Regions from separate parts of the Homo sapiens genome. Here region 2 is linked to region 1. Evidence: read pairs that join two places in POLR2A ChIA-PET (ENCODE). Cell type or tissue: OCI-LY7. All regions are shown on one strand. Links, peaks and the distances in the headings refer to the core of each region. The heading gives the core; the rest is flanking DNA.

What was found. Peaks named below come from ENCODE experiments on the same cell type or tissue, not always from the same donor. Only the 100,000 strongest peaks of a DNase experiment are listed, where the experiment ranks them.
Region 2: POLR2A ChIA-PET joins it to region 1 with 7 read pairs; 3 of 35 experiments call an interaction of 5 or more read pairs at or near these places.

What each region holds. Positions count from the first base shown.
Region 1 is chr22:29,362,346-29,366,345 of GRCh38, forward strand. AP1B1 (adaptor related protein complex 1 subunit beta 1) reads right to left here. Exons shown (of 23, transcript NM_001127.4): 3 at 656-761. Among named protein-coding and RNA genes, the nearest start is that of AP1B1, 24 kb to the right of the region's middle. In OCI-LY7, for the core only: no CTCF peak of the experiment used is centred there; DNase peaks (open chromatin) are centred at 1,956 and 2,366; H3K4me3 peaks cover 1,356 bases; H3K27ac peaks cover 3,728 bases.
Region 2 is chr22:29,491,010-29,506,022 of GRCh38, forward strand. It overlaps NEFH (neurofilament heavy chain), which reads left to right. Exons shown (of 4, transcript NM_021076.4): 4 at 1-381. THOC5 (THO complex subunit 5) reads right to left here. Exons shown (of 20, transcript NM_003678.5): 20 at 14,870-15,013. Among named protein-coding and RNA genes, the nearest start is that of NEFH, 18 kb to the left of the region's middle. In OCI-LY7, for the core only: no CTCF peak of the experiment used is centred there; no DNase peak of the experiment used is centred there.

The DNA of each region.
Region 1 (4,000 bases), core at 1-4,000:
TTCTTCTTTTTTTTTTTTTGAGACTGAGTCTCGCTCTGTCACCTGGGCTGGACTGCAGTGGCACAATCTCAGCTGAATGCACCCTGTGTCTCCCAGGTTCAAGCAATTCTCCTGCCTCAGCCTCCCGAGTAGCTGAGACTACAGGCATGCGCCACCATGCCCGGCTACTTTTTGTATTTTTAGTAGAGACAGGATATCACCATATTGGCCAGGCTGGTGTCGAACTCCTGACCTCGAGATCCGCCCGCCTGGGCCTCCCCAAGTGCTAGGATTACAGGCGTGAGCCACCGCGCCTGGCCCAGATTTCCCATTCTTTTAAAAACCAGAAGACCTGGCCACACTGGGTCCTCTTCCCCAGCCAGTACTGATCCTCTGGAGTTTCTGAGAGGGTTCATGCCACACCCACTCCATTGCCTGCTGCCTTTCCCACCTACTCCAGTTAACTCACTCCATAACCACCTGACCTGTCAGTGTCTGGGCTCATGATTCCTGTGTAAACAAAACCTTCTATTGGGAAGAAAGTTTTATGAAGGGAGCTGTATGAGGGGAGACATGGGTCCCTAGACACCCTAAAGGAGAGACTGAAGTGGACCCAAGCTATAAACCCTCCCCTGTCAGCCAGCTTCTAGCTGCCACCAGGCCTACTCCTGCACACCTGACATCTTTGCCCACGGTCATCGATGCAATCACTTTCTTCACTGCCTCCTTCTTCTTCTCCTTCTTGTCACTGTTGAGCTCTGCCTTCAGCTCGAAGATCTCCCCTAAGGAAAGGAGGCAAGCATGAGTGATCCCTCCCTACCCTGGCAGGGGACAATTCCCAGTATCTAACTTCCAAAAGAACCGGAGGGAGGCACGTAAGACATCCTATGCTGTTGGCTGAGGGAAGCTTCAGGCGCCTGGCCTCAGGTGGGCCAGGCAACAGTGAGGGATGACTGTTAGGACAGGAATTAACAAGATGGAAACTTGTAGGCCGGGTGCAGTCGCTCATACCTGTAATCCCAGCACTTTAAAATGCTGAGGATTGGCCAGCACAGTGGCTCATGCCTGTAATCCCAGCACTTTGGGAGTCCGAGGCAGGCGGATCACGAGGTCAGAAGATCAAGACCATCCTGGCCAACATAGTGAAACCTTGTCTCTATTAAAATACAAAAAATTAGCCGGGCATAGTGGCGCGTGCCTGTAATCCCAGCTACTCGGGAGGCTGAGGCAGGGGAATTGCTTGAATCCGGGAGGTGGAGGTTGCAGTGAGGCAAGATGGCGCCACTGCACTCCAGCCTGGCGACAGGGCCAAGACTCCATCTCAAAAAAAAAAAAAGAGGCTGAGGATTACTTGAGCTCAGGAGTTTGAGATCAGCCTGGGTAACATAGTGAGACCTCGTTTCTACAAAATAATTTTTTTTAATTAGCCGGGTGTGGTGGCATGTGCCTGCCGTGCCAGCTACTCTGGAGGCTGAGGCTGAAGAATCGTTTGAGCCCAGAGATCGAGGTTGCCGTGAGCCATGACACCACTACACTCCAGCCTGGGGGACACAAAGTGAGATCCTGTCTCCAAAAAAAAAAAGTTTAGAGGCCACTCTGGATTGAAGCAACAGGAACCATGGAAGCTACAAAGGTTCTGAGGAAGACAAAAGCATCAAAAACATGATGGCAGGCTCTGCTCAGCCAGGGAGCTAAAACCCCAGTGGAAGGCAAAGCTGTCCTCAGCTACCCTCACTCAACAAAAGACCCTTAAAAGGCTCAGTGCAATAGAACCTGAGTACTTAAGGCTTGCGGGGTGAGAGCAGGATTTGTGGATTCCCACATGAAGGCCTTTCCTGTTTTCCTCAAACCTCTAATTAAAACAGCTTGTTCAGGGTTTCACTTCCTGAGACACAAGTGGTTGGTTGCTCAGCTCTGAAAACAGGAATTCAGCTGCTCCATGAGAGCTCAAGCATGAAATCAATTGTTCTGAAGAACTTCATGACATGAAAAAAACAAATGAGGAAGCAGGGTTGTCTGGCCCTGCCATGGACAGATAGTCAGGACCCTGATAACAGGTTAGGAGGGCAGATGTCATTTCCTGACCCCTTCTCTTTTATTTTTTATTTTTTTGAGACAGAGTCTTGCTCTGTCACCCATGCTGGAGTGCAGTGGCCCCATCTCAGCTCACTGCAACTTCTGCCTCCTGGGTTCCAGCAATTCTCCTGCCTCAGCATACCGGGTAGCTGGGACTACAGGCGTGCGCCATCACACCCAGCTAATTTTTGTATTTTTAGTACAGACGGGGTTTCACCATGTTGGTCAGGCTGGTCTTGAACTGATCTCGTGATCCGCCCGCCTTGGTCTCCCAAAGCACTGGGATTACAGGCATGAGCCACCACGCCCGGCCATTTTTTTTTTTTGAGACATAGTCTCACTCTGTCACCCAGGCTGGAGTGCAGCGGTGCGATCTCGGCTCACCGCAACTTCCGCCTCCCGGGTTCAAGCAATTCTGCTGCCTCAGCCTCCCAAATAGCTGGAACTATAGGCGGACACCATCAAACCCTCCTAATTTTTGTATTTTTAGTAGAGACGGGGTTTCACCATGTTGGCCCGGCTGGTCTCAAACTCCTGACCTCAGGTGATCCACCCGCCTCAGCCTCCCAAAGTGTTGAGACTACAGGCCTGAGCCACCATGCCCGGCCCCTCTAAGCCCTTCTCTAAGCCTAGTCCCATACTAACTTGTTCCCACACATTTTCTTATTTCATCCTCACAACTCTGCATTTCCCTCCGTTTTGCAAATGGAGGCTGTGAGAGGCTCAGTAACGTATAGCCAATGCTGGTAGGGGGCAGGGCTGAAACTGAAAACCAGGTCTGCTAGCTCCAAAGCCCATGCTCTCAATCCCTATGCTTGGGCCTACCCAAGATACCCACTTTGCTTTCCTAAACCTGTTTCCTTGTCTCTTTGGCTGGAGCATTGAACCCAGGCATGTCTGTCCACACATCTCTCTTCCCAAAAGAAATCCACTAAAAAACCCCAACCCCAAAATAAAAAAAATAGCTGGGCATGGTGGCACGTGCCTGTAGTCCCAGCTACTTGGGAGAATTGCTTGAACCCAGGAGGCTGCAGTGAGCAGAGATCTTCCCATTGCACTCCAGCCTGGGTGACAGAGACTCTGTCTCAAAAAAAAACAAACAAACAACAAAACCCACCCCTGGGACTCCAATACACTCAGCACTACGTTCACCCTGTGGCTCACCAGGCTCCACAAGACTGATCCCTGCGTACCTCTCCAATTGCTTTCTCTCTTTTTTCAATTAGTTGCCCAGGCTAGACTCGAACTCCTGGGCTCAAGCAAGTAATCCTCCCACCCAAGCCACCACCTGGGGCGCCACTGTGCCTGGCTCTAACCTCTTCTTGTATCACCCTCCTCGGTAGCTCATGCCCACTACCTTCCTTTCCCCAAATGTGTCACAGGCACAGCACTCACTCCTTCCCCTTCCTATCCCCCATCGATCTGGCCAGCTCCACCCAGAGCTCTCCCACAGTCCCCCCTGGACCCAGTACACTTCAGTGTGGTTACTACTCTACAGACTGTCTTCCCTGCTCAACCTTGAGCAACACCAGGTCAGAGGCTCTGTTTCTTTTCCACTGCACATGGTAGGTTCTCAGTAAAAACCAGCTAGACCAATACATGAAATGCCTGATGAGGGGCAGACTTCGGGTCCTGGATCAGCTGATCCAGCAACAGACTCTTTTCATCTGGTCGGCAGGCATGTGTCAGTATCACTTGGAAGGAAGGAGGGAGGAATAAAGGGCTGGCCAGAAAGATGCTTACAGGGTTAAAGCACATTTGTCAGCCACGACGACATCCTCCATTTCCTTAAAAGCAGAAACAACCAAAATACCCAATGATATAAGCCTAGCTTAGCAAATTTCAGTGTAGCTACTCAATAGACTTAATAGTGAGTCATTAGAATTGTTGGGAAATGTTTATGATATCAAAACATCAAATGAAAAACAGGATTAAAACGATGAAA
Region 2 (15,013 bases), core at 4,286-8,285, 130 kb after region 1:
CCAAATAAGTGCATTTATTGCCTCTATGTGCAACTGACAGATGACCGCAATAATGAATGAGCAGTTAGAAATACATTATGCTTGAGATGTCTTAACCTATTCCCAAATGCCTTCTGTTTTCCAAAGGAGTGGTCAAGCCCTTGCCCAGAGCTCTCTATTCTGGAAGAGCGGTCCAGGTGGGGCCGGGGACTGGCCACTGAATTATGCCAGGGCGCACTTTCCACTGGAGTTCACTTTCAATTGCTTCTGTGCAATAAAACCAAGTGCTTATAAAATGAAAATGTTGCTGCTGTTATTCTCTTTCCCTGGGAAGGCTGGGGGCAGGGCAGGGGAGGTCTGGATGTGACACCCCAGACTGCATGGGACTGAGCAAGCATCAGTTCCCTCGTGGGTCTAGAGCGACTTGCATGGTCTCTCTAGTGCTGTTTCCTGGGCACAAACCATGTGCCAGGCAGTGTGCTAGGGGCTTTATTTTTATGATCTGTACAGGTGGCCTGGTATGTGGTTTCTCAGTGTGGACTGTGGACTGTCTTCAGCAGCATCACCTGGGAGTATTATAAAAATGCACGCTTGGCCGGGCGCGGTGGCTCACGCCTGTAATCCCAGCACTTTGGGAGGCCCAGGTAGGTGGATCACGAGGTCAGGAGATCGAGACCATCCTGGCTAACATGGTAAAACCCTGTCTCTACTAAAAATACAAAAAATTAGCCGGGCGTGGTGGTGGGCACCTGTAGTCCCAGCTACTCGGGAGGCTGAGGCAGGAGAATGGCGTGAACCTGGGAGGCGGAGCTTGCAGTGAGCGGAGATGGCGCCACTACACTCCAGCCTGGGCGACAGAGCAAGACTCCGTCTCAAAAAAATAAATAAATAAATAAAAATGCACGCTTGCCCAGGTGTGGTGGCTCACACCTGTAATCCCAGCTTTGGGAGGCCAGGGTGGGCATATCACAAGGTCAGGAGTTCAAGACCAGCCTGGCCAACATGATGAAACCCCATCTCTACTAAAAATACAAAAATTAGCCAGACATGGTGGCGTGCGCCTGTAGTTCCAGCTATTCAGGAGGCTGAGGCAGGGGAATCGCTTAAACTCGGGAGGTGGAGCTTGCAGTGAGCTGAGATCCAGCCTGGCGACAGAGTGAGACTGCGTCTCAAAAAAAAAAACAAAAAACAAACACTCCAGCAGGACATGATGGCTCATGCCAATGAGCCCAACACTTTGGGAGGCCAAAGTGGGAGGATCACTTGAGCCCAGGATTTTGAGATCAGCCTGGGCAACATAGACCCCATCTCTTAAAAAAAAGTTTTTTGTTTTTTGTTTTTTTTTTTTAATTAGCTGGAGCTGGGCATGGTGGCTTATGTCTGTAATCCTAGCACTTTGGGAGGCCAAGGCGGGTGGATCACTTGAGGTCAGGAGTTCGAGACCAGCTTGGCCAACATGGTGAAAGCCCATCTTTACTGAAAATACAAAAATTGGCTGGGCGTGGTGGCTCACGCCTGTAATCCCAGCACTTTGGGAGGCTGAGGCAGGCAGATCACTTGAGGTCAGGAGTTCGAGACCAGCCTGCCCAACATGGTGAAACCCCATCTCTACTAAAAAAACAAAAATTAGCTGGGTGTGGTGGTGCACGTCTGTAATCCCAGCTACTTGGGAGGCTGAGGCAGGAGAATCGCTTGAACCCAGAAGGGCAGAGATTGTAGTGAGCCAAGATTGTGTCACTGCACTCCAGCCTCGGTGGTAGAGAAAGACTCCATCTCAAAAAACAAAACAAAAAAGCTAACTGGGCATGGTGGCAGGTGCCTGTAATCCCAGCCACTCAGGAGGCTGAGGCATGAGAATTGCTTGAACCTGGGAGGCAGAGGTTGCGGTGAGCCGAGATTGTGCCGCTGCACTCCAGCCTGGGTGATTGATAGAGAAAAAAAAGAAAAAGAAAATAAAATTAGCTGGGTATGGGGCACACATCTGTGGTCCCAGCTACTGGGGGGCTGAGGTGGGAGGATTGTTTTAACCCAGGAGTTCAAGGCTGTAGTGAGCTATGATCACACACTGCACTCCAGTCTGGGTGAAAGGGTAAGACCTTTTCTCCAAAAAACAGAGAGAGAAGGGCTTTGATTGATTGGCTCTTGATTATCAAACATGCCCAAGGACTCTATGAAAACCTAAGCATTAATTTTCTGAGCAGTTCTGCCCTAGGGAAATCAGACGGACCTCCACAGGCCCAGGCACACAGTATAGCATCTGAATATCAAACTGGGATCTAAGACCCAGGAAATTCCCATGTGTCTTGTCTGAAAAAAGTTACAGTTGGTTGAGAACCTCAAAATACTTATAATGATGACAGTACCATTTGTTGAGATAACCATGTTATGTTTTTGTTTTTGTTTTTGAGACAGAGTCTTGCTCTGTCACCCAGGCTGGAGTGCAGTGGCGCCATCTCGGCTCACTACAACCTCCGCCTCCTGGGTTCAAGCAATTCTCCTGCCTCAGCCTCCCAAGTAGCTGGGACTACAGGCGCATGCCACCACGCCTGGCTAATTTTTGTATTCTTTAGCAGAGACAGGGTTTTGCCATGTTGGCCAGGCTGGTCTCAAACTCCTGACCTCAGGTGATCCACCTGCCTCAGCCTCCCAAAGTGCTGGGATTACAGGTGTGAGCCACCATGTCTGGCAGAGATAATCATGTTTTTACATAAATTCTCTCCAATCCACATGGGCATTTTTCAATGTAGAGATTCTGATGCCTATTTTAGTGGTGAGAAAACAGGCGAGGTGAGTTGCCCAGAGCCACAAAGCTAGTAAATGATAGTGCCAGAATCTGAATCCAAAACTTAACTCCAGAGTCCATGTTTTCTGTACTACCATGCCATAGAATCCTGAGCAAGCTGCATTGGTTTAATTTTGGTCATCAAATAACTGCTATGTCAGGTGTCAACTGTCCTAATTCACCTGGGATATAGGAGTTTCCCAAGATATAGGACTTTTAGTGTTAAAACCAGGAAAGTCCTGGGCAAATGGGGATGAATTGTTCCCCCTAATGTTTGGGCAGCCATTCTAGCACATTTCAGAATATTGCATATGACAAAACCTAATGGCAACATTCAAGGGCTGAAGTGAAGTCACTGGACTCAGTCACTTCTTGGCTCTCAGGTCTGTTTCTCTCAGTATTGGCTTTTGTGATAGGCTTCCTCTAAAATGGCTCCAATGGCCAAGTGCCTATTATCCCAGCACTTTGGGAAGCTGAGGCAGGAGGATTGTGTGAGGCCAGGAGTTTGAATCCAGCCTGGGCAACAAAGCCCCTGTCTACCAAAAATTAAACAAACTACTGGGCATGGTGGTGCATGCCTGTAGTTTTAGCTACTTGGGAGGCTGAGGCAGGAGGATTGCTTGAGCCCAGGAGTTCAAGGTTATAGTGAGCTATGATTGCTACCACTGTACTCCAGCCTGGGTGACAGAGTAAAACCCTGTCTCTAAGAGATAAATTAAAAATTAATAAAATTGTTCCCAACAATTCCCACCTCCTGTTATTCATGCTGTTTTGTAATCCCCTCCCCTTCAATGTAGGCCTGACCTAGTAATTCGTTCTAATGACTAGCATATGGCAAAGTGGTGGAATGTCATTTCCGTGAGTAGTTTACAAGAAGATTCTGGCTTCTGTTTTGCTTGCTCTCACTCTGATGGAAGCCAGCTACGATGTTGAGAGTTGCCCTAAGGAGAGGCCTACATGGTAAGGAACTGAAGGAAGCCTTTGGCCAATAGCCAGTAAGGAACTGAGGTCCTAAATTCAGTGAGAAACTGAATTCTACTAATAACCACATGAGTGAGAATGGAAGCAGATCCTCCCCAGTTGAGCCATCAAATGAGACTGCAGCCCCATCCAACACCCTGATTGCAGCCTTATGAGAGGCTTTAAGGAAGAGCCACCCAGCTAAGCTGTGCCTGGATATAAATGTTTGTTGTTTGAAGTCACCAAGTTTTCGGGTAATTTGTTACACAGAAATAGATGTAATGAAGCTTCTCTTTCAGAAAGGCCTTCTCTTCATGGAGATCCTCAGCTATGATAGGCTTATATTATTCCAGGTACAAATCACAGGAAAGAGATTCTGTTCCTACCAGTTCAAATCAAAGTGTGAGAAGTGAGTCTCAGTGGAAGACTGGGTCATGCACCCATCCTGAAATTAATTACTGTGGCCAGGGAGGATGGAACACACTGACTGGACCTGCTGGGTCACATACCCAACTCTAGATCCAGGGATGGAGTCAGCCCATCTGAACCTATCTCAACCACATAAACTAGACCTGACATTTCAGAACCCAAGGATAGAGAGAATCCTAAGAGCTTCCAGAGAGAGAGAAGAAAAAGCAGGGTCAAGAATCAAATGGCACAGCCAGGAGCAGTGGCTCACGCCTGTAATCCCAGCACTTTGGGAGGCCAAGGCAGGCAGATCACGAGGTCAGGAGATCGAGACCATCCTGGCTAACACGGTGAAACCCCATCTCTACTAAAAATACAAAAAATTAGCCAGGCGTGGTGGTGGGCGCCTGTGGTCCCAGCTATTCGGGAGGCTGAGGCAGGAGAATGGCGTGAACCTGGGAGGCGGAGCTTGCAGTGAGCCGAGATCATGCCACTGCACTCCAGCCTGGGCGACAAAGCGAGACTCCGTCTCAAAAAAAAAAAAAAAAAAAAAAAAAAACAGAATCAAAATGGCCCCAAACTTCTCAGCAGCAATGATGGACACTGCTTAGAAGTCTATACTGATAAATCAAGCATGAGGGTAGAAAAAGGACAATTTCAGGCTTACGAAGTCTCAAAAAATTACTTTCCATAAATTACTGGAGGACATGCTTCAACAAAAAGTGAGCATAAGCCAGGAAATAGAAACTCTGGGAATACAGAAAACAGGGGCTACACAAAGATGAGAGAAGGGACTCCTTAGGTTGATGACAAAGAGAAATTGATGGACAATAGCTGTGTAGCCTCCATCCAGATTGGAGTGAGTCTGGGGGAAGAGGGGGAGTTCTGAGGCACAAAAAAAAAAAAAAAAAAAAAACCTGACAAATTATTTGACATGAATGACCGTGGGTAAAATTGAATTGAAAGTCTTTTACTGGGCCAGGTGCAGTGGCTCATGCCTGTAATCCCAACACTTTGGGAGGCTGAGGCAGGTGAATCACCTGAGGTCAGGAGTTCGAGACCAGCCTGGCCAACATGGTGAAACCCTGTCTCTACTAAAAATACAAAAATTAGCCAGGCATGGTGGTGCGCACCTGTAGTCCCAGCTGCTTGGGAGGCTGAGGCAGGGAGAATCACTTGAACCCGGGACAGGGAGGTTTCAGTGAGCCAAGATTGCACCACTGCACTCCAGCCTGGGCAACAGAGCAAGACTCCATCTGGAAAAAAAAAAAAAGAAAAGAAAGTCTTTTATTGAACTACTGGAGACTGCGGGAATATTTAGTCAATTTCAAAGACAAAACAAGTAATAAAAGGGAGGAAAACATTAACTCCAGGAGAAGTGAAAAATTGTGTGTAAGAAGAAGTTGTAATTATTATATACTAGCCAATTCAACAGGTAACAATATTTACCTAATAGTAATAAAAGCAATGAATATGGATTATACCAGAAAGTAAGCTAAATAAATGGGAAAGATGGGGAAAGGGGCAAAGGGATGTGTGACTGATCAAAAATAGTCATCTCAGCTGGATGTGGTGGCTCATGCCTATAATCCCAGCACTTTGGGAGACTGAGGTGGGCAGAATGCTTGAGCCCAGGAGTTTGAGACCAGCCCGGGCAACATAGCGAGACCTCATCTCTACTAAAAAAAAAAAAAAAAAAAATTAGCTGGCCATGGTGGCCTGTGCCTGTAGTCCCAGAGGCTAAGATGGGAGGATAGCCTGAGTCTGAGAGTTTGAAGCTGCAGCAAACTATGATGAAGCCACTGCACTCCACCCTGGGCAACAGAGGGAGACTCTGTCTCAAATAAAATAAAATAAAGCTTCCCTGGGTGACCCTTACTTAGAAAAACCTACATTCATTCATTCATTCATTTATCGAGATAGAGTCTTGCTCTGTCACCCAGGTTGGAGTGCAGTGGCACCATCTTGGCTCACTGCAACCTACACCTCTCAGGTTCAAGTGATTCTCCTGCCTCAGCCTCCCGAGTAGTTGGGATGGGACCACAGTTGCGTGCCATCACGCTTGGCTAATTTTTTATATTTTGGTAGAGACGTAGTTTCGCCATGTTGTCCAGGCAGGTCTCAATCTCCTGAGCTCAAGCAATCCACTAACCTCAGCCTCCCAAAGTGCTGGGATTACAGGTGTGAACCACAGCACCCAGCATCATCAGCATTATTTCTGTTGCAAGTGACCAAAACAGAATTAAACTAGTTTGTGCAAAATACTTACTAATGCTGCTGCTGCTGATAAATATATTAGCTTACATAACCCCAAGGAGTTCAAGAAGGTTGAATCGTAGCTGGGCGTGGTGGCTCATGCCTGTAATCCTAGCACTTTGGGAGGCCGAGGTGGATGGATCGCCTGAGGTCAGGAGTTCGAGACCACCCTGGCCAGCACAGTGAAACCCCGTCTCTACTTAAAATACAAAAATTAGCTGAGTGTGATGGTGCATGACTGTAATCCCAGTTACTTAGGAGGCTGAGGCAGGAGAATCACTTGAACCTGGGAGGTGGAGGTTGCAGCAAGCTGAGATTGTGCCACTGCACTCCAGCCTGGGGGACAGAGTGAGACACTGTCTCAAAAAAAAAAAAAAAAAAAAAAAAAAAAAAAGAGAAGCTTGAATTGCTTCAGGAATGGCTGGATCCAGGGGAACTCTCAAATGATGTTCCCCAGGAAGCTGTCACTCATTTCTCCATCTCTCAGCTGCTTCCTTTTGTGTCAGCTTTAACGTCAGGCAGAACATCTCCATGTGGTCTCCAGAAGCTTTGGGCTTATATCCTACCAGGTTAGCAAACTCAGGGGAGAAAAAAGAACTCTTGTTCAATATTCCAGTAAAAGTCCAGGGTTTGGTTCTCACTGGGCTGGTAGGGCCATATGATCCTCCTTGAGCCAATGCATGAGACACTGATGAGCTAGACAGAGTTCACCTGCTCATCCCTGGAGCTAGGGAATATGTCAGACCCCTCAGTCTGAAATTGAGAGTTTGAGAGGGGAGTTTCCCAAAGGAAAATAGAAGTACTCTTAGCAGGAGAAAAAGGAGTGAATGTTGGACATTGGTAATGATAAATGTCCACAGTGGATGGAGTGCAGGTAGCAGAAGATCCAAAAGAATGATAATACCCAGTGTTAGCAGCTATGTAGAGAAACCTGAATTTTCTGGAGCTAATGCTTGGAATGAAAATCTTCCAGGAAGACAATCTAACGAAATATATCAAAAGCCTTAAAACCTTAGTCTTTTTTTTTTTTTTTTGAGATAGAATCTCACTCTATTGCCCAGCCTGGAGCACAGTAGTGTGATCTTGGCTCACTGCAACCTCCACCGCCTGGGTTCAGGCAATTCTCCTGCCTCAGCCTCCCAAGTAGCTGGGATTACAGGCACCTGCCACTGTGCCCAGCTAATTTTTGTATTTTTAGTAGAGATGGGGTTTCACCATCTTGGCCAGGCTGGTCTTGAACTCCTGACCTCGTGATCCACCCACCTCAGCCTCCCAAAGTGCTAGGATTACAGGCTTGAGCCACTGTGCCTGGCCTCAAGCTTAGATAGTCTTTAACCAAGGTATGCCACTTTGAAGAATGTATCCTAAATAAATACTTAGGTATATACAGAAATATTCAAATATGAAATCTATGTACCTCAGTTTTGGTTATAATTTGGAACAACAGAAAATATACTGATTATACACTAATAGGAGACTGGCTAAATAAATTACATCTATATTAGTAAACATGTTAAAGCAAAAAATAAAACTAGTTTGTTTTTAATTTTTATTACTTTATTTTTCCATAAGTTATTGGGGAACAGGTGGTGTTTGGTTACATGAGTACATTTTTTAGTGGTGATTTGGGAGACTTTGGTGCACCCATCACCCAAGCAGTGTACATTGCACCATATTTGGAGTCTTTTATCCCTCACCCCCCTCCCACTCTTCCTTCCAAGTCCCCAAAGTCCATTGTATCATTCTTACGCCTTTGCGTCCTCATAGCTTAGCTCCCACATATCAGTGAGAACATACAATGTTTAGTTTTCCATTCCTGAGTTACTTCCCTTAGAATAATAGTCTCCAGTTTCATCCAGGTCACTGCAAATGCTGTTAATACATTCCTTTTTATGGTTGAGTAGTATACCATCATATATACATATATATATTCACACCTGTAATCCCAGCACTTTGGGAGGCTGAGGCAGGTGGATCACCTGAGGTCAGGAGTTCAAGACCAGCCTGGCAAACATGGAGAAACCCTGTCTCTACCAAAAATACAAAATTTAGCCAGGCATGGTGGCACACACCTGTAATCCCAGTTACCTGGGAGGCTGAGGCAGGAGAATCACTTGAACCTGGGAGGCAGAAGTTGCAATGAGTGGAGATCACGCCACTGCACTCCAGCCTCGGCAACAGAGTGAGACTCCATCTCAAAAAGTAATAATAATAAATGAATTAAAAATAAATAAAAATAAAAAAGCCTTAATTAGGGCTGGGCACAGTGGTTCATGCCTATAATCCTAGCACTTGGGAGGCTGAGGCAGGTGGATCACTTGAGGTCAGGAGTTCAAGACCAGCCTCACAAACATGGTGAAACCCTGTCTCTACCAAAAAATTTATAAATTAGCCAGATGTGGTAATGCACACCGGTACCAGGTCCCAGCTACTCAGGAGGTTGAGGCAGGAGAATCACTTGAAGTCGGGCGGCGGAGGTTGCAGTGAGCCGAGATGGTGCCACTGCACTCCAGCCTGAGCAACAGAGCAAGACTCCATCTTTAAAAAAAAAAGCCTCAATTAAAAAAAAATAGCTTCCATAAATTTAAAAGAATTGAAATCGTACAAAGTACGTTCTCTGATCACACTAGAGTAAAAGTTAATAACTAATCTGGGAAAGTCACAAATATGTGAAAAACAAACACTCCTAAATAACCAATGGGTCAAAGATGAAATCAGAGGGGAAATCAGAATATTTTTAGATGAACGAAAATGAAGATATAACATATGAAAACTTACGGTATGCAAGTAAAACAATGCTTAGAGGGAAATTTAAAGTTGTAAATGTCTACATTTAAAAAGAAGAATGAGGCCAGGCACAGTGGCTGACGCCTGTAATCCCAGCACTTTGGGAGGCCAAGGCTGGAGGATCACTTGAGCCCAGGAGTTCCTGACCAGCTTGGGGAACATAGTGAGATCCCGTCACTACAAAATAAAAATTAAAAAATTAACCAGGCACAGTGGCGTGTACCTGTAGTCCCAGCTACTTGGGAGGCCAAGGCAGGAGGGTTGCCAGAGCCCAGGAGTTCAAGACTGCAGTGAGCTACAATCACACCACTGCACTCCAGCCTGGGTGACAGAGCAAGACCCTGTCTCTAAATAAATAAATAAAGGAAAAGAAGAATGATCTCAAATCAATAACCTAAATTTCTACCTTAAGACATTGAAAAAAGAAGAGCAAAGTAAACCCAAAGAAGGATTAGAGTGGAAATTAATGAAATAGAGAATATAAAAATGACACAGAAAATCAATGAAATTAAAAGTTAGGTCTTGGCCGGACGCAGTGGCTCACACCTATAATCCCAGCACTTTGGGAGGCTGAGGAGGGCGGATCACCTGAGGTCAGGAGTTCGAGACCAGCCTGGCCAACATGGTGAAACTCCATCTCTACTAAAAATACAAAAATTAGCCAGGCATGGTGGCGAGCGCCTGTAATCCCAGCTACTTGGGAGGCTGAGGCAGGAGAATTGTTTGAACCCGGGAGGCGGAGGTTGCAGTGAGCCAAGATTGCACTCCAGCCTGGATGACAAGAGTGAAACTCTGTCTCAAAAAAAAAAAAAAAAAAAGGTCCTAAAAAGACCAACAAAATTCACAAACCTTTAGCTAGACTGACTAAGATAAAAGAAGAAAAGACTCAAATTACTAAAATCAAGAATAAAAGAGAAGGCATTAATGCCAACCTTACAGAAATAAAAGGAATTATAAGGCAATACTGTGAACAACCGTATGTCCACTAATTCAATAATTTAGATTAAATGCATAAATTCCTAGAAATATAAAAACTACTGAAACTGACTCAAGAAAAATGAGAAAATCTGGCCAAGTGGGGTGGCTCACACTTGTAATCCCAGAACTTCGGGAGGCCAAGGCAGGTGGATCACAAGGTCAGGAGATCAAGACCAGCCTGGCCAACACGGTGAAACCCCGTCTCTACTAAAAATACAAAAATTAGCCAGGCATGGTGGCACGTGCCTGTAATCCCAACTACTTGGGAGGCTGAGGCAGAAGAATCGCTTGAACCTAGGAGGCGGAGGTTGCAGTGAGCCAAGGTCACTCCATTACACTCTAGCCTGGACAACAAGAGTGAAACTGTCTCAAAAAAAAAAAAAAAAAATTCAGTCTGGGCGCAGTGGCTCATGCCTGTAATCCCAGCACTTTGGGAGGCCAAGGTGGGCGGATCACAAGGTCAAGACCATCCTGGCCAACATGGGGAAACCCCATCTCTACTAAAAATACAAAAATTAGCTGGGTGTGGTGGCACGCGCCTGTAATCCCAGCTACTCGGGGGGCTGAGGCAGGAGAATCGCTTGAACCCGGGAGACGGAGGTTGCAGTGAGCTGAGTTTGTGCCACTGCACAATCCAGCCTGGCGACAGTGGGAGACTTCATCTCAAAAAAAATAAATAAATAAAATAAATAAATAAATAGCAAGCAAAAATTAGCCAGGCATGGTGGGGCGAGTACTTCTAGTCCCAGTTACTCGGGAGGCTGAAGCAGGAGAATCGCTTGAACCTGGGAGGCAGAGGTTGCAGTGAGCCAAGACTGCACCACTGCACTCCAGCTTGGGCGACAGAGTGAGACTCTGTCTCAAAAAAAAAAAAAGAAAAGAAAAGAAAAGAAAATCGGCTGGGCGCAGTGGCTCACGCCTGTAATCCCAGCACTTTGGGAGGCTGAGGCAGGTGGATCATGAGGTCAGGAGATCGAGACCATCCTGGCTAACACGGTGAAACTGTCTCTATTGAAAATACAAAAAATTAGCCGGGCATGGTAGCGGGCGTCTGTAGTCCCAGCTACTCGGGAGGCTGAGGCAGGAGAATGGAGTGAACCCGGGAGGCGGAGCGTGCAGTGAGCCGAGATAGCGCCACTGAGTCCAGCCTGGGTGAAAGAGCGAGAATCCGTCTCAAAAAAAAAAAAAGGAAAGAAAATCAATTAATGTAGTACACTACCTTGCCTTAAAGAATGAAGGGGAGCTGGGCACGATGGCTCACACCTGTATTTCCAGGTACATGGGAGGCTGAGGTGGGAGAATTGCTTGAGCCCTGGAGTTGAAGGCTGCAGTGAGCTTTGATTGCACCACTGCACTCCAGCCTGGGTGACAGAGCAAAACCCTGTATCTAAAACAAAAAACACAAAACCAATGGTGAAAAGCTGAAAGCTTTTCCCCTAAGATCAGGAACAAGACAGAGATGCCCACTTTCACAGTTGTATTCAACACAGTACTGGCAGTCCTAGCCAGAGAAATTAGGCAAGAAAAAGAAAAGGCATCCAAATTGGAAAGGAAGAAATAGAACGATCTCTATTTGCAGATGACATTATCACATATATAGAAAATCCCAAATAATCCACAGTAAACCCTTTTATTTATTTATTTATTTAGAGACCAAGGTCTCACTTTGTCCCCAAGACTGGAGTGCACCTGTGTGATCATAGCTCACTGTAGCTTCCAACTTCTGGGCTCATGTGATCCTCCTGCCTTTGCCTTCTGAGTAGCTGGGACTACAATTATGCGCCACCATGCCTGGCTAATTTTTAAATCTTATTTTTGTATAGACAGGGCTTCACTATATTGCCCAGACTGGCAGAAAAGTTTTTTTTAATTACTAGAGTTAATAAATGAATTCAGTAAAGCAGCAGGGGACAAAGTCAACACACAAAGAACAATTGTATGTCTACTCACCAACAATGAACAATCAGAAAAAGAAATTAAGAAAATAATTCTATTTATAATAGTATCAAAAATAATAAAATACCTAGGGATAAATTTAACCAAGGAGGCAAAAGACTTATACACTAAGTTTCATTTAAATAGGACAGTGAATGTAAAAGTGTGATTAGCACAGGGCCTGACCCAAAATAGATGCTTAATGCCTATTCTCATCAGAGACACTGCTGAACGCCATAGAAAGGACAGAGTCGGCTACACCGACAGGGACAAAGTTCCTTTGGAAGTCTGGCAGCCCTGCTCCTTCCTAGGGATAGAGTTTTGCTTAGCTTTGCGGAGTGATCAGCAAGAACACCCTTAAGTTTATGAAAAGAGTCTGTGGAGTTATTTGCAGAGAAAATAGTAAGGGATAAGCTAGGAAGAAAATAAGGGAGAAACTAGAAGATACCAATAAATCAGGAATGTGGACGGCAGCTTTAAAAAGGCAAGGAACAGGCCTGACATGGTGGGTTCACGCCTGTAATCCTAGCACTTTGGGAGGCCGAGGTGGGAAGATTGCTTGAGGCCAGGAGTTCAAGACTAGCCTGGGCAACATAGCAAGACCTTGTCTCTACAAAAGAAAAAAAAATGTTTTAAAAAAATTGTAAAGGGGAAAAAAAAAAAAGCAAGGAACACAGGCTGAGTCCCAGGTACAAGAGAGCGACAGATGGGCTGCGGTCTGCGATATGCCCCAGAGTATAATCTGCCAAAAGTCCGTGGACAATTCCAGCTGAGGAGGAAGCTTCTAGGTCCTCCCAAGCCAGTCCCTTTCCCCCTAATCTGCCCACCCTTGGCATGAATGGCTAAGTAGCTCACAGGGGAGGGATTGACCTGGGCTTCTCGCTTGTTTTAAAATCCTCCTTAAAGCCAAGGGATTCTTTTGTTCAGTCTGCTTCTCTGGAAAGGGAAAATCTCTTCTGGAGGGTGACAGGCTCTGATATCCCCTGTCTAAGAAGCAAAGCCTCTTCCCAGCCCTCACAAGCCCTCTTTGAAATCTTGTCCCGGCTTCTGGAGATGAGCTTTTGTGCTGAGTCAGTTTGGCTGCCTTCCAGCCAAGAACAGAGAAGTGCAGGCTGCAATGCAGGGGCCATTAAACTATTTTTAGGCTCTATTTCAATCTTATTCAGCACAGGCGGTGAGACACAAGGCCTGAAGGTGGACAGACCAGGGGGATGCCGCCTGGGACAAAGTCCCAGGCAAGTAGGTCAGGGAAAAGACAAGGAGATCTCGCTATGTGGAGAGAAATACTTAGCCAGGCGCGGTGGCTCACGCCTGTAATCCTAGCACTTTGGGAGGCCGAAGCGGGCAGATCACGAGGTCAGGAGATCGAGACCATCCTGGTTAACATGGTGAAACCCCATCTCTACTAAAAATATAAAAAATTAGCATGGTGGTGGGCGCCTGTAATCCCAGCTACTCAGAAGGCTGAGGCAGGAGAATTGCGTGAACCCGGGAGGCTGAGGTTGCAGTGAGCCGAGATCATGCCACTGCACTCCAGCCTGGGCAACAGAGCGAGACTCCGTCTCAAAAAAAAAAAAAAAAAAAAAAAAAAAGCACCCAGATGCTCATGCTGCTACCCAAGTGCAGAAGACAGAAGAAAGACAGCTGCCCAGAGAATTTGGCCCTGTAGAGTCATCAAGAAAAATGAAGAAAGGGAAGGGAAGGGAAGAAAGTACAGTGCCTTCCATAAAGAGACCAGGGCAGCCTATACCCAGGGATCCTTGTTAAAAATACACTTCCTGGCTGGGCGTGGTGGCACGCACCTGTAATCCCAGCACTTTGGGAGGCCAAGGTGGGTGGATCACCCGAGGTCAGGAGTTTGAGACCAGCCTGGCCAACATGGTGAAACCCTGTCTCTACTAAAAATACAAAATTAGCCGCACACTTATAATCCCAGCTCTTGGGAGGCTAAGGCAGGAGAATCACTTAAACCGATGAGGTAGAGGTTGCAGTGAGCTGAGATTGCGCCCTTGCACTCTAGCCTGGGCGACAGAGCAAGGCTCAAAAAATAAAAATAAAAAAATACACTTCCTTGGTGCATCTCAGGTCAATTGAGTCAGAATATTTGGAATGGGACTTGGGTGTCTGTGTTTCTAATCAGGTGCCAGGATGGGTGACTCCCACACAGGCTGAAGTTCGAGGACCTCTGAGCTAGAGAGTACCTGCCTTTGGAATTCAAAGGACTGATGTGGACTGAGGGTAGCGGTGGTGATTTAACAGCCACCAAAGGTACCATTCTCTTCTCCTTGCTAGGCTCAGGTTTCTTTTCTTTTTCTGAATGGGGACTCACTATATTACACAGGCTGGTCTTGAACTCCTGGGCTCAAGCAATCCTCCTGCCTCAGCCTTCTGAATGGCTTGGATTATAGGCATGAGCCACCACGCCCAGCAAGGATCAGGTTTTCATCCGTAAAATGAACGGCCCTGCTAGGGGCAGGAATTTATTACTTAGCTCTTACTCTTAAAATCCTTATCCCTGGGATACTCAGTGGTCGGCAGAGAGACCTGGAGGAATAGCTTTTATACTGGAGGTCTGCATTATCCATGGAAAATCAGTAAAAGTCCACTTAGGGGGAATATGCTTATGATGGGAACCAAGCTTAACAGCATGTTGTGGGGGGATAAAGTTTCATCAGGACAATCACAAAAAATAAAATGTGTTTCCTCTTGGAGTTAGCAAACTATATCTGCAACTATGTAATAATTCTCAAATATTTTTACATTTCTACATCTTTTTTTTTTTTTCCAAGACGGAGTCTTGCTCTGTTGTCCAGATGGTGCAGTGGCACCATCTCGGCTCAGTGCAACCTCCGCCTCGGGGATTCAAGCAATTCTCCTGCCTCAGCCTCCCGAGTGGCTGGGATTACAGGCGCGCACCACCATGCCCAG